Regions from separate parts of the Homo sapiens genome. Here region 2 is linked to region 1. A link is a contact called in ENCODE Hi-C data. All regions are on one chromosome and are shown on one strand. The core of a region is the stretch at or near the end of the contact, and the rest is flanking DNA. Distances in the headings are between cores, read along the strand shown. Region 1 holds the start of THORLNC (testis associated oncogenic lncRNA). Region 2 holds the start of RALB (RAS like proto-oncogene B).

Region 1 (5,808 bases), core at 1,776-4,275:
ATTTCCATATCTGAAATGAGGAGACTCTGCCTACTTCCTGGAGATTTGTGAGGAACAAAGAACTTTTGCACAGTACCTGATGTAGTAGGCACTTAATAAAAGAAGCTGGACAGATGATTGCCTTTCTCCACAATCACCTCAAGGGAAATACTAAAGCAGAAAAGTCATTCTATGGGGGCAGCTTCAGGGCAAATGAGGAAGGAGGCACTCTTCCCTTCTACTGCCTTGAAGGTAGCAACCACTGCCAAATGACTGCATGTCCATGGGGGTGCAGGCAGCTATGTCGCACTGGGTGGCAGCTACCCACATCCCACTGAGGCTCAGTGGGAAATAGCTACATGACCGAGGAGGAGCTTGATGGCAGGGACTTCTTTAAAAGCAGAAGCCTGGTCCACTTCAAGGAGCAAGTGGCCAGTGCCCAGGCAGCCCATGTCTGCATCCTTGGCTACTCTACAGCATAACTCATACAGCTATGGAGTGCGCCCTACGCACAGGCCCTGAACCAAGGGAGCAAATGAGGGCCAAAGCCCAGCCCATCCTCCATGCAGCTAGCCAGACTCCCTGGCTGGAGGAAGGAGGTGCCTCTCGAATTTTTATAAACCGCATAGGAACTAGTGGTGGCCAGGTGCTTCTTTGGAGTTTTTAAGACTGACTTTGAATCACAAAAAGAGTCTTTGCCTCCTTCCACCAACCTTACCAAGTCTCCCCTATTTGCTAGCCGACCAAGCCACAGTCCCTGCCTCGAGGGGCCCAGAGTCTGATGATGGGACAGACTTGGAAGTAAATGACTGCAGGACAGGATAACCCAGCTAGGACAAGTGCTTCTGGAGAGACAGAGGAGCAACTGCCCAGATCACAGGACCCATTATGGGCAGGGCGCAGAGGAGAAATCTTCATCAGAAAGATAAGGAAATGCAGCCAAATGAAAAGAGGGAATGAGAGGGAGCAAGAGGAAAGGAAATGCAGGGAAAGGAAGAAGAGAATAAAGAAATATTGCAAAAGATGAGATGAAAGTGAAAGAATGAAGAGGATCCCAGCCAGTATGAAGAAGCTTGTGAGTGTGTGTGTGTGTGTGTGTGTGTGTGTGCATGCGTGTGTGCACTTACACCAGACAGAGAAATATAGGGGTGGGGTACACTCTGCGCAAGGCATTGAGATGGTCACTTTATAGACCTTATCTCATTGAGTCCTTATAGCAATCTTGTGATCATTACTATTCCCATTTTACAGATAAGGAACTTAGATGGAAGCCAAAAGACCCAGCTGATATATGATGGAATCCACGCTGCCCCCAGTGTACCACAGGAGAGGCAGAGCTGTCCTTTGCTGCTGGTGACTCAGTCCCTCCAATGCCCCTCTTCGTCTTCCCCCTGTGTCAGGCTATTGGATCACTGCAGCACCCCCTGGAGCCCCGAAGCCATGGCCTCACCACCACAGTGACGATTTCAAATGCCAGCTCTGGCTGAGGCTAAGGTTGCTGGCATGAAATCAAGTCTGCCATTAGCACAATGTCCAGGGAACATTTGGGCAGCTATCTGTCCCTCTCAGCCCAGGTACATGGGGGTTATGTTGATTAAATAAATCTAATCATGGAAATAAACTGACCCAGGTGATGGGCACAGCACTCAGCTCCAAGTTACTGGTGATTGTCAGAAAATCCAATTAAGATAGAGCTGAGCCTACTGTGCTGCATACAGTTAATTGAGGGCAAGGGTAGGGGCTAAGGGGAAGCTAAGAAAGGAAATCATGTCTTAATATCCATTAAGTTAATCTCCCTCTTAAGCAGTGCCAGAGAGAGTCCAGGAAGAACCTAGAAGAGAATTTAATGGAAACTAGGTACCAGCCTGCTTTAACATTTTCTTGACATTCTGGCTGGGGGACATGTGACAGGCACAGGAGACAAGGACATGCAAGTCTATGTGTCATTTACGGAGCCACGGACTAGGACTGTGGAGGCCCAAGGTCAAATCTGTTCTGGGCTCCATCACCAATTAACCACTTGATATTTGACGCTGTCCTATCTGTGCCTTAATAAAATGGAGTGCTAGAACTGGACCAAAGCCACCTGGTGGCTCTGAAGACCTTCAGCAGGAGAGGGGGAGAAAATGAAAATACAGGAATTTGAGAAAAATCTACCAACGTTATCACAGTGAGCTTGTGTTTCGGCATTATGATACAGCACATAGAAAATGGGGGGTGGCTCAGGGCAGGGAGAGAATTTGTTTCTTTCCTTCGTCCATTTGAAACTTATTGAGCATCTATATGTTCCAGGTTACAGAAACAAATACTGCATGGTCCTCGACCCAGAGAAAATCTCTTATAGGCCATGGGAGGCTGAGAGGTGTCTGTTTTTCTTCCCAGTATATCCCCAACATTTAACAACAGGTTAATACTTAAATATAGTAGATTCTCAATAAATATGTGTTGATTAAATAAATAAACCAATTTAATTCAAGACAAGTAAACGGACACTTTCAAGGAAGCATTTTAAAGCTATAGGGGAGAGAAAAGTGGCCTGGGAACTCAAATATGCGGCCCTCACCCCTACTAGGGAAGCAGAAGGAGGGAGCATCCCGTCCAAAGCTTCCCAAGCGGCGCCGGACTGCGTGCTGCGGCTGTGGGGGTAGAAGTCTTCAGATAAAAGATGGGGAAAACAGACCAAAGCAAGTCTCGCTGGCCAGTGACACTCCAGGAGCATGGCCCATGGAAGGATCCAAGGCTGAGGGATCTGGGGTAGCCCCACAGAGATACTCTGCCAAAATCCAGTCACGAGAAGGAGGGAGGAGGCGAGGAACGAAAATGAGATTTGGTTTAGGCCGGAAGAACGGGCTGCGCCAACAACGAGAAAATAAAGTGGCGAGCTGGGAAGGGTGTAGCGCGGGCTAGAAGGGCGGGAAACTTGAGAACCACGGGCGCGGGAGCCTGGCGGGGACGCAAGCCCGGAACTGGCGGAGGGGTGGGCAGGCGCATGCGCGCGCGCAGCTGAAACGCCGGCTGATGAAACTGACAAAGGCGAGAGCGCGCAGCAGCCCACAGCAGCCGAGTTCGCGCCGCCGGTAGGTGCTGCCATGCCAGGGGGCGGGATCGTGGAGCGCCTCGCAGAACCGCACGAAAGCAAAAACAAAGCCATCTCTCCGGAGCAGAAATAGAACAGACGTGGCCGGGGAAAGCCAAATATTTGTGAGATGATGTGAACAAAGGGGGAAAAGTCAATCCAGGGAAGTTTGAGTTTCTGGTTGGAGGCTTCAGCGGCTCTGATCGCTGGATACTTTAAGAGAACATCCTTTGCCCCCGCTCTCCCTCTCTCCCCGAAGAAAAATAAATCCTTGGCAAAATGAGACTTGACGGCATGAAAAGAAGGTCTCCAGACTGTCCCAGCTGGCGCGGGCGGGGCCGGGGCCGAGGTGCCGCTTGGTGACACTGCAGCCGCGGCTCAGCACTGTCACCCAGAAAGGCCCGCCGACGTCTGTATGCAGGGAACGTGGCTCTTAGCAGAGCCTGGACAGGCGCAGGGCCAAGGAAGTCTTTGTTTTTGTTTCTTTCTCTAGCCCTTCCTGCCAATACATCAGGGATATAACTCCTTGGTGTTTCTGCCTTACAATCGCTCCTTATACCCCACCCAGATCCTCAGCACTGCAGCTCCCACTGCCACTGCCCGCTGTGAGTCACCTCCCCCTCTCCCTTTTTTAAACCAAACGGCAAGGCCATATTGCAGTTATCCATAAATGGAAAAGCAAGAAGCCACCAATACCTGTTTGAGAAGATGGCATTTTAATTAGCACACTCCGGCTGCCATAAACCCGGGCTCCTGCCCCACCTCTCCCCCCGCCCCCTCCTCCCCCCTCCCCCGCCGTGCCCTCTCTCAACCTCCCCGCTCACCCCCATCTATGTAAAAAAGCCATAAAGCCTCTCTCCAATCGCTTTCTCGGAGGGAGTTTTTGCAACCCCCACAACACAGGTTGATTGGAAAGGTCTCTCTCCCGGATAACAACAATTCAATGTGCCTTGACATTTTAATAGCCTGCCGTCCTGGTGAACACAATCGAGCAAGGCAGTGAAGCAAACATCATTAGGTAAGCAAGATAATCTAAGCGGAATCTGCCGCCTGCAGGCTCACATCTGGGGGCAGGTTGCACAGCTGGGCCGTCCACAAAGCTGGGCTCCTCCTGTCCTGCAGCGCCTTTGTATATGAATACCAATATATACACTTGTTTAGCTAGAGACACACACTTACAGGTTTTGGTAGATAAATACAGTCAGGCAAGTGTACCGACCACTGACGCCCCAACATGAAATAGCGTTAAGAGTACACAAATTTACCATGAATCAAAATATCCACCATCCCACCGAAGCTCCACCAAGATAAACGTACGGCTCTAAGCGCGGGTTTGCTATATCAAAGAGAACAAGGCAAATACTTGTTGGGATTCCTAATACCAACCATGTAAAGGCTTTTGATGCATATATATATGCCCCCTGAGTGCCCTAGGCTGGTATTCTCCTGCGTGCCGTTGTCCAACTTGGCTCTGGTCATATGGCTTTTGGGCTTGAAATGGTGCGACCTACCTTATTTTCTATTGTTATCTAAAGGAATGCATATATATGCGTTCATTTATGTAAATATTTTGAATATAATGCCATGGCTAGACATATAATTTAAGCATAATATATAACATAAAATATTTATACTTATGTTTGCAGGGAACTGCTATTAATGCTTCACATCTAATAACTCATTTAATCCTCAAATTGTAGGTACTGTTATTATCCCCACTTTACAGATGAGATAACTGAGGCACAAAAGTTTGAAGCAGCTTGCCCAAAGTCATCTTCTAATAAGTGGTGGAGCCAGGATTTGAATCCAAGCAGTCTGGCTCTAGAGTCCAGTGTATTATCCATTAAGTTATGCTGTTTCATAAAAAGTAAAGCACACAAGTAGATATAAAATGTGTTGCATGTCTTCATAAGGTCAGTGCATTCTATTATGAATTTATATATTTATGTACATGCATAACACACACATGTTCGTGTGAACTGTCAAAAGGTGCAAGGAAGTATGTCTGACTTCTTTTTAACATAAACACCTGCCTGCACTTGTATATTCAGCCATATTCATGTATTGAGCATCTTGTGAGTCCCTAAGCCATGTGCTGGGGTACTGAGGATACAATAATTAATTAGACACAATGGCCACCCTCAAGAACTCATCACCTATGGGGGAGTCAAACAAGTAAATAGATGCTTAACCTTGAGGGTGATAGGTTAGAGGCTGACACAGAGCTGCAGAGACTAGGATGGCCCCTTCCCCCACCCATCCCCACCCTCCTGACATATCTTGCACCAGAATCTTCCAGGGAAGCCACACACTTATTCCCATGAGGTTGTCATCACTCAGAACATGTTGAGGGTTCCCTTTGGGAATTGCCTTCTAAACCATTTTATAAGCTGCCCAAGAAAATGATTCTTGTTATTTAATAATTACATATAATATGCACACTCACACCCCTTTCTTAGGAAGGAGGCAGAAGTGACATCACAAAACCCAGGGACCAACAGATGATAGAAAATTCTCCTGTTGGAGTCCAACCCTCCCCAGCTGGTCCATGCCCCTCCCTCTCCTGCACACAAGTCCCCCAGCATAGATCCCGTTCCCTGGATGCTGACTTGGCAAGCTATTCACTTTATGAATATGACCCTCAGAGGGGAGAGCCCCTCTCAGCAGCCCCCGAACTATGTTATCACCATTATTAAGGAGCTTAAAGAGGAGCTGGGAGGACAAGACACCGCTGGAATTGCAGCCTGATTGTG
Region 2 (6,530 bases), core at 1,405-3,904, 2.1 Mb before region 1:
AAAGAACTGAGGAGCTAAAGGAGACAGCCCATGGTCAAATCTCCAAGGCCACATATTTAACTGGTATGGCTTGGATCAGTGGTCTGTGCCAAGCAGACAGCTGATGCTCAGTAACTGTTAGTTTTTCTCCTCCTTAACTACTCCGCCATGTGATGAAGGAAGAGTTCCTTTTCCTCTGTGCTCGGCTCTCTTTGCGATAACATTCAGAACATACATTCATTTAAAAAAACAAAACGAAAAAAAAACCAAGCGTCTTGCATGTCTAGAGCAGGGGCTGTTTAGCAGTAACTGGAGCCAAGGAAAAGTGGGACTCCTGTATACCATCTGGAGACAAGTTACACTGGAAAACTACAGAGTTCACCTAGATCTCTTCGCACTCTAGTCTTACATTGTCTCCAAATTTAGCTTTCAAGAAAGGTCTCTAATGATGTTTCTAACTTCCATAAGTTACATGAGGGGGGTAAGAATTTAGCAACTAAATGCAAAGAGGCATAGTAGGATTACGTGATTTGGAAGAAAGAATTATCCCTGCCAGACGGGGTGGCTCACACCTGTGATCCCCAGCACTTTGAGAGGCCAAGGTGGTAGGATGGCTTGAGCCCAGCAGTTCGAGACCAGCCTGGGCAACATGGTGAAACCCCATCTCTACAAAAAATACAAAAATTAGCTTGGCATGGTGGTGCAAGACTGTACCAAGCTACTCGGGAGGCTGAGGTGGGAGACTCACCTGAGCCTGGGAGGTGGGGGCTGCAGTGAGCGGTGATCACACCACTCCACTCCAGCCTGGGAAATAGCGCAAGACTCTGCCCCCAAAAACAAACAAAAAAAGGATTATCTCAATTCTCAGGCTTAAAATTTTTCATGGAATCTCAAGCCATCTTCAGTCAAGGCAAGAATTTAGAACTTTTCTACCCTCATCTTCTACCAAAATCTCTTCATATGCCGTGGAAGACTCTAAATCCTGTTTATCCTTATGGTCTAGGTCCCAAGTTCCCAAAAGATATCTAATAACTTACACTATTTTCCACACACAATCCTGGGAAAATGTTCTATTCCTCGGGCAGAGGGAAATCTGGCTGAGATCTCCGATAAGAGTGCTGTTTCCAATGGGAAGCAATGTGAATGGGCAAGGAAGGAAAGCCCCAGATGTGGTCAGAATAAAGCAGACCGGCTGACAACTAAAGCCACGCACAAAGGATATGTCTCCCTGGCCTTCTTCTCCCCCGCTCCTATTTCGTTTAATCCTAACAATTAGGATAACTATCATCACCCTTCTACAGTTGCTGACTCTGGAGCTCAGAGGGGGAAAGATCGTGCTCCACATCACAACACCGGTAAACTCTCAGAACCTGCATCAAACCCAGGTCTTCAAACTCACCCCTCCTGTTTTTCCCAATATGCAGTGCTACCTTTCATGGTCGGCCCATTTCTGGGAACTTCGATACTGTGCTTCTATTGCTCCAGGTTTAAGGAGCATTCTGAGCCTTGACCGGTTCTGAGCTTTGACATCCAACAATCTTATGGCTCTGCTTGGAACATCAGTCATTGACACCTCTAAAAGATTCACTATCCCCTCTGATACTCCATGCCCACCATCCATCCCCAAAACTTCAGAAGAAATGAGGTTAGGAAACCAGGACAGAGCAGAAAGTGCACTGTTCTACAAGGGCTGAAGATGAGTCACAGGTAACCCAGATGAGCAATCAGCCAAGTCTCTTCCACGGCCAATTCATTCAGTCCGCCAGGCACAAGCACTTCTCTCCCGAAGACTCACCTGATAAGAACACCAAAGTTCCAACGTTTCTCGTTGGAAATGAGCACAGAGAGGACACTGCTCACACAAGCAGTGTGGACGCAGCAAGCTCCGCGCCCCGCAACCCTGCACCGAGCACGGTTAACCTCACACTCCCACAGGCGGCAAGAACCGGGACGGCGATGCCCAGTCCAGGCGCTTCCCCTTAGAAGCCCCTTCGCCGCTGGCCCCTATCAGAAAGGAAAGGGGAGGAGGCTGGGGGAGAAACAACTTTATGCTCATTTGCAAGACAGGACCAAAACAAAACCAGCAAACCGAAGCCCTTTAGGAACACCGCCCAGTTCACGGCGCGTGCAAGTTCCGAGGGCAGTTAAGTTTTTGCAACACTTCCCAGCCCTGACCCTGCCCAAGCCGCGGCCGGAGGACTGAGGAAGTGGACGGTCCCGAGCGGGAGGCCCGCGGCAGGAAGTGGAAGCAGAGCCATCTGCGGGATAGGGAAGGAACCGCGGCTACAAGGGAGAGGCGGAGGCCGCCCCCACTTCCTCAGCCCCAGGCAGCCCAGGAAGCCGAGACTCCCCCAGGGAGTCCTCCCGGAGCGGAGCGGGGCCGCTGCCGGGGCGTCGCCCTCCGCCGGCCTCGGGGCGCGACATGTCCTGCCGCCGCCCGGCCACAGCCCGGCACGGAGGGAGCAAGAGGCTGCGGGCGTGCGGCGTACCCCACTCCCCAGCCCGCGCCCCACCCCGCCCGGGGCCCGCGGGCGCCGCGCCCTTACCAGGGACCAGTCCCGCCGCCTCCGCCGTCCGCACCCGGCCCGCAGCTCTTAAACGCGCCCCGCCCCCTCCCGGGGCCGGACCCCAGCCGTCCTCCACCGATTTGTCATTGAGCTGCCGGGCTCGCTTTCCCACCCCCCGAGCGCGCCTCCGGCGTCGCCTAGGCAACCCCTCCTCTCGAGAGCGCGCCCTCGCTTCCGTTCTTGCCCTCTCCTCGGAAGCCACGCCCGTCGGGGGGCTGTCAGCCAATCCGAGGCTGATTTTCCAAGCAGCGGGCGGCCGGGGAGGAGGTTTCACCAATGAGAAGCTGCCCCAGGCACGGGGGGGCGGGCCCAGCGCGCCTGCCCCGTCCCCCTCTGTTTCTCTCTCTGCCCCTCGGACACGCAGCTGGTAACCCTGCGGCAGTGGAGGAGCTGCCCGCCGGTATTGAGGGCGGGTGCGGGTGCACAAGGTGGGGCGCCAGTTGTGGGATTCAGGCCAGGGCTAGGACGAAGTAATGGAAAGCAAAAGCGAAGGACAGACCTGATCATACAGAAACAGAAGAAAATTACGAGGTGGCGAAGAGTGCTGGAGCGCGGCGATGGGGATGCCGCCCGGGGGTCTTGGGGCGGGACTCCACCTGCCGCCACCACTCGCTTCGCTGATGACATCCCATTAGCAGTAATGGAGTTAGTGAGTGCATGGCGGAGACTGGACCCAGGCCGCCTACAAGGGCCAGAATCCCACCCCAGCCATAGCCTCGAGGCAGGAAGTGCAGTGGGCAAGCTCCCTGCCAAAGCCCAGGAACGTGTGATTTTGTATCCAGTACAGCTTCATCTCGGTGGATTTTCCTTCCTAACCACCTCCTCCTCCACAGGTTTTGTGACCGTGCTGACCCCTACGCAGACCTCATGAGAGTCACAAGCCATCGCAACTGACAGTTTAAACGTCTGCCTCTTATCTCTAAGGGAGGGAACTATCTCTTATGCAATGTGATATCCATGGCTGCTAGCACAGTGTAATTAATTCTTTCATTGTTGATCATTGTAAGTTAGGATGCATGTGTATACTATATTGGAGGCTTTGGGCCATGATTAGATTGCTATGTATCTACCAGATCCAGTCCCTCCATCAGCATCTATATCAAAAAGCACAGAAGCTTTACCTTAGTCTTAAGTGACCAACTTAACAAAAAAGTGCAATCAGAAGAATATCCTAGTGTTAGCCTACTAAGTATTCTGTTTTTACCATTCTCATTCACATTTAAAACTTTTATTGAGTGCTAATCGTATGACAGACACTTTGCTAGGTACAGTAAGGAGATGGGGTAGGAGGCTTCTCAAAGAGGAAGCTCCCTAGTATTTATAACCTAGAAGAGGAATCAGACCCAAACCTTTTCTTACGGAGTAACAGTTAAGTGCACAGGTTTGGAGTCTGGAAGCATAGGATTAAAGGAGGGCTCTACCTTGTGACTAGCAGTTACTTAATTAGGAAACTACTTCTGTGGGCTTTAGTTTCACCAGCTGCCCAATAGCAGCACCTCCATGCTATAGGTAAGAAGATGTACATGCAAGTCCACATAGAGCTCTCAGTACAGTGCTAGGAACTTGGTGAGTGCCTCAGGAATGTGAGCTTACATTAGTGATTGCCACCAGAGGCCACGATGTACAGTCAAGTGTGTGATCACCAATCTGGTACAGCCTTATCTCCCAAAGCCCATCTGTATCAAGTGTGACCGCGTGCAGCCTGGTGGAAAGGGCCTGCTGTGGTGGTACCCTTTGTCAAATGCAAGTATAGAGAGGAGAGCAGCTGCAGCAGCCTACCCAAGTGAAAAGGGTATGATAGTTGAGGGAACAGGGTCAGAAATCAGGCCACAGGCCAGGATTCTACTGTTCCCACCTGCCCCCCATCCCCTAGGACCCACAGCAGATGCAGGAGGTTTCCCCACCTTTTCTGGGGTGCTGAAGTGCCATTCCTTTGCATTGGTAACAGGATGCACAGGGCTTTCTGAGAAATGCTGCTTTCATTCTCTGCCTGCCTAGAACTCGGAGGGGTCCTACTGGGACTCCTCCAGCAGGATCATCTATTCAGATCCTGGACATGCCAGACCCTGAGCTGTGCAGTATATTCAGAGAGGAGTGGCAGGACCCTTTTGGCGGGGCTGTCTCACACAGGACACCAATAGGGGAAACGTGTCCCAACGGGAGAAGGGAACCAAGAGGCCACCAGCCTCAGCTGCCTCTAAGGTGGCTCATTCCAGGTCTCAGGGGACCTCTTGTCTGCTGAGTTTCCCTACCAGAACTCTGACTCCCAGCAGAGCCAGGGGCTTGAGCAGCAGAAATACAAGATCCCCAGCAGGACTCCTTAAGGATGCTGTAAACGACTGCTGCCATGGAAAGAGCATTCTAGACACTCCATCCTTCTAAAGTATTTATTGATTACTGTGGGAGTCTTTAGTGCTGTCTGACAAACATTTCTACTCCTCTCTTGTGAGCACTGGAAACTTCCTAGCCCTGTAGTTGGGTGGAGCCATGTGACTAGCTCTAACCGATCACTTGTGAGCAGAAATGACACATAATCATTTCTAGGCTGGAGAAATTAATTGCCAATATAAGACCCTCCAGAGCTCTCTTGTCCTTGGTATGGCTACTGAGAATGTTAGGAAATGTGACTGCTCCATCAGCCAGGGTTTCTACAATGAGCACAGGCCCCCTACCAACCTGTGATGGACATTTAGAATGACTGAGAAATAAGCCCTTATGGTTTGAAGACACTACGATGTGGGAGTTGTTTGTTACTGCACATAGCTTAGCCTGCTCTGACGGATGCAAGGTGAACAACTCACACAAAAGGACAGAGAAGAGGCCAGTAAACAGACAAGCACCCCAAAAATTACAAATTATGTCATTACAAATTATTTTAGACTGGGTGGTCAAAAAAGATCTCTCTTGGGAAGTGACATTTAAGCTAGGACCTCAAGGATGAGAAAAATCAATCTTAGCAAAAGATGGGGGTAGGAGGAAGGACAGGAGAGTATTTCAGGCAGAGGCATAAGCCTGTGCAAAGTCCTGAGGCAGAAGAAAGCTTGGTACTGCTGAGAATGGCCAGGAGGCCTGGAATGGTGAGCAGGGGAAAGTGAGTCACACAGGGCTGGAAGGGGAGGCAAGAGCCAGATGATGCAGGGGCTTCTCGGTTATACAGAGGAGTTTGAAATTTACTCCTAGTGCGGTAGAAACTGCTGAAGAGGTTTGATATGGTTTGGATGTGTGTCCCCTCCAAATCTCATGTTGAAATGTAATCCCCACTGTTGGAGGCGGGGCCTGGTGGGGGGCTGTTTTGATCATAGGGACAGATCCCTCATGAATGGCTTAGTGCTACTCCTTGGCAATGAGTGAGTTCTTGCTCTGAGTTCACACAAGGTCTGGTTGTTTAAGAGTGCGTGGCACCTCCCCGCCTATTCTTATCCCCGCTCTCAGTATGAGATGCACCTGCTCCCACTATGCCTTCCGCCATGACTGGAAGCTTCCTGAAGCCTCCCCAGGAACAGATGCCAGTGCTATGCCTCCTGTACAGCCTACAGAAACATGAGCTAATTAATAATTAAGCCTCTTTTCTTTATCAATTACCCAGTCTCAGGTATTTCTTTATAGCAACACAAAATGGACTAACACGGACGGGCGCGGTGGCTCACGCCTGTAATTCCAGCACTTTAGGAGGTGAAGGTGGGTGGATCATGAGGTCAGGAGTTTGAGACCAGCCTGGCCAACATGGTGAAACCCCATCTCTACTAAAAATACAAAAAAATTAGCCAGGCGTGGTGGCAGATGCCTGTAATCCCAGCTACTCGGGAGGCTGAGAAGAGAGTTGCTTGAACCCAGGAGGCAGAAGTTGCAGTGAGCCAAGATCATGCCACTGCACTCCAGCCTGGGCAACAGAGCAAGACTCCGTCTTAAAAAAAAAAAAAAAAAAGACTAACACAAGGTTCAAACAGGAGGCTGACATGCTTTGATTTTGGTTTTAAAAAGATT

Evidence for each region. Hi-C counts contacts between places; a loop is a spot of excess contacts on that map. Pooled maps may share reads with other maps.
Region 2: a map of naive thymus-derived CD4-positive, alpha-beta T cell shows a loop between it and region 1 (9-fold over the local background). The contact joins the promoter of RALB here to the promoter of THORLNC in region 1. A Hi-C loop is called at or near these places in 3 of 168 maps with a recorded cell type or tissue (ascending aorta and naive thymus-derived CD4-positive, alpha-beta T cell) and 9 of 50 pooled maps.

The regions. Positions count from the first base shown.
Region 1 is chr2:118,183,603-118,189,410 of GRCh38, reverse strand. THORLNC (testis associated oncogenic lncRNA) reads left to right here and starts at 3,025. Exons shown (of 3, transcript NR_144530.1): 1 at 3,025-3,180; 2 at 4,021-4,073. LOC105373578 (a long non-coding RNA gene) reads left to right here. Exons shown (of 5, transcript XR_923249.3): 5 at 1,231-1,438. RefSeq lists enhancers at 2,671-2,720, 2,861-3,040.
Region 2 is chr2:120,248,976-120,255,505 of GRCh38, reverse strand. RALB (RAS like proto-oncogene B) reads right to left here and starts at 2,654. Exons shown (of 5, transcript NM_002881.3): 1 at 2,526-2,654. RefSeq lists an enhancer at 1,602-1,871 and a silencer at 2,372-2,961.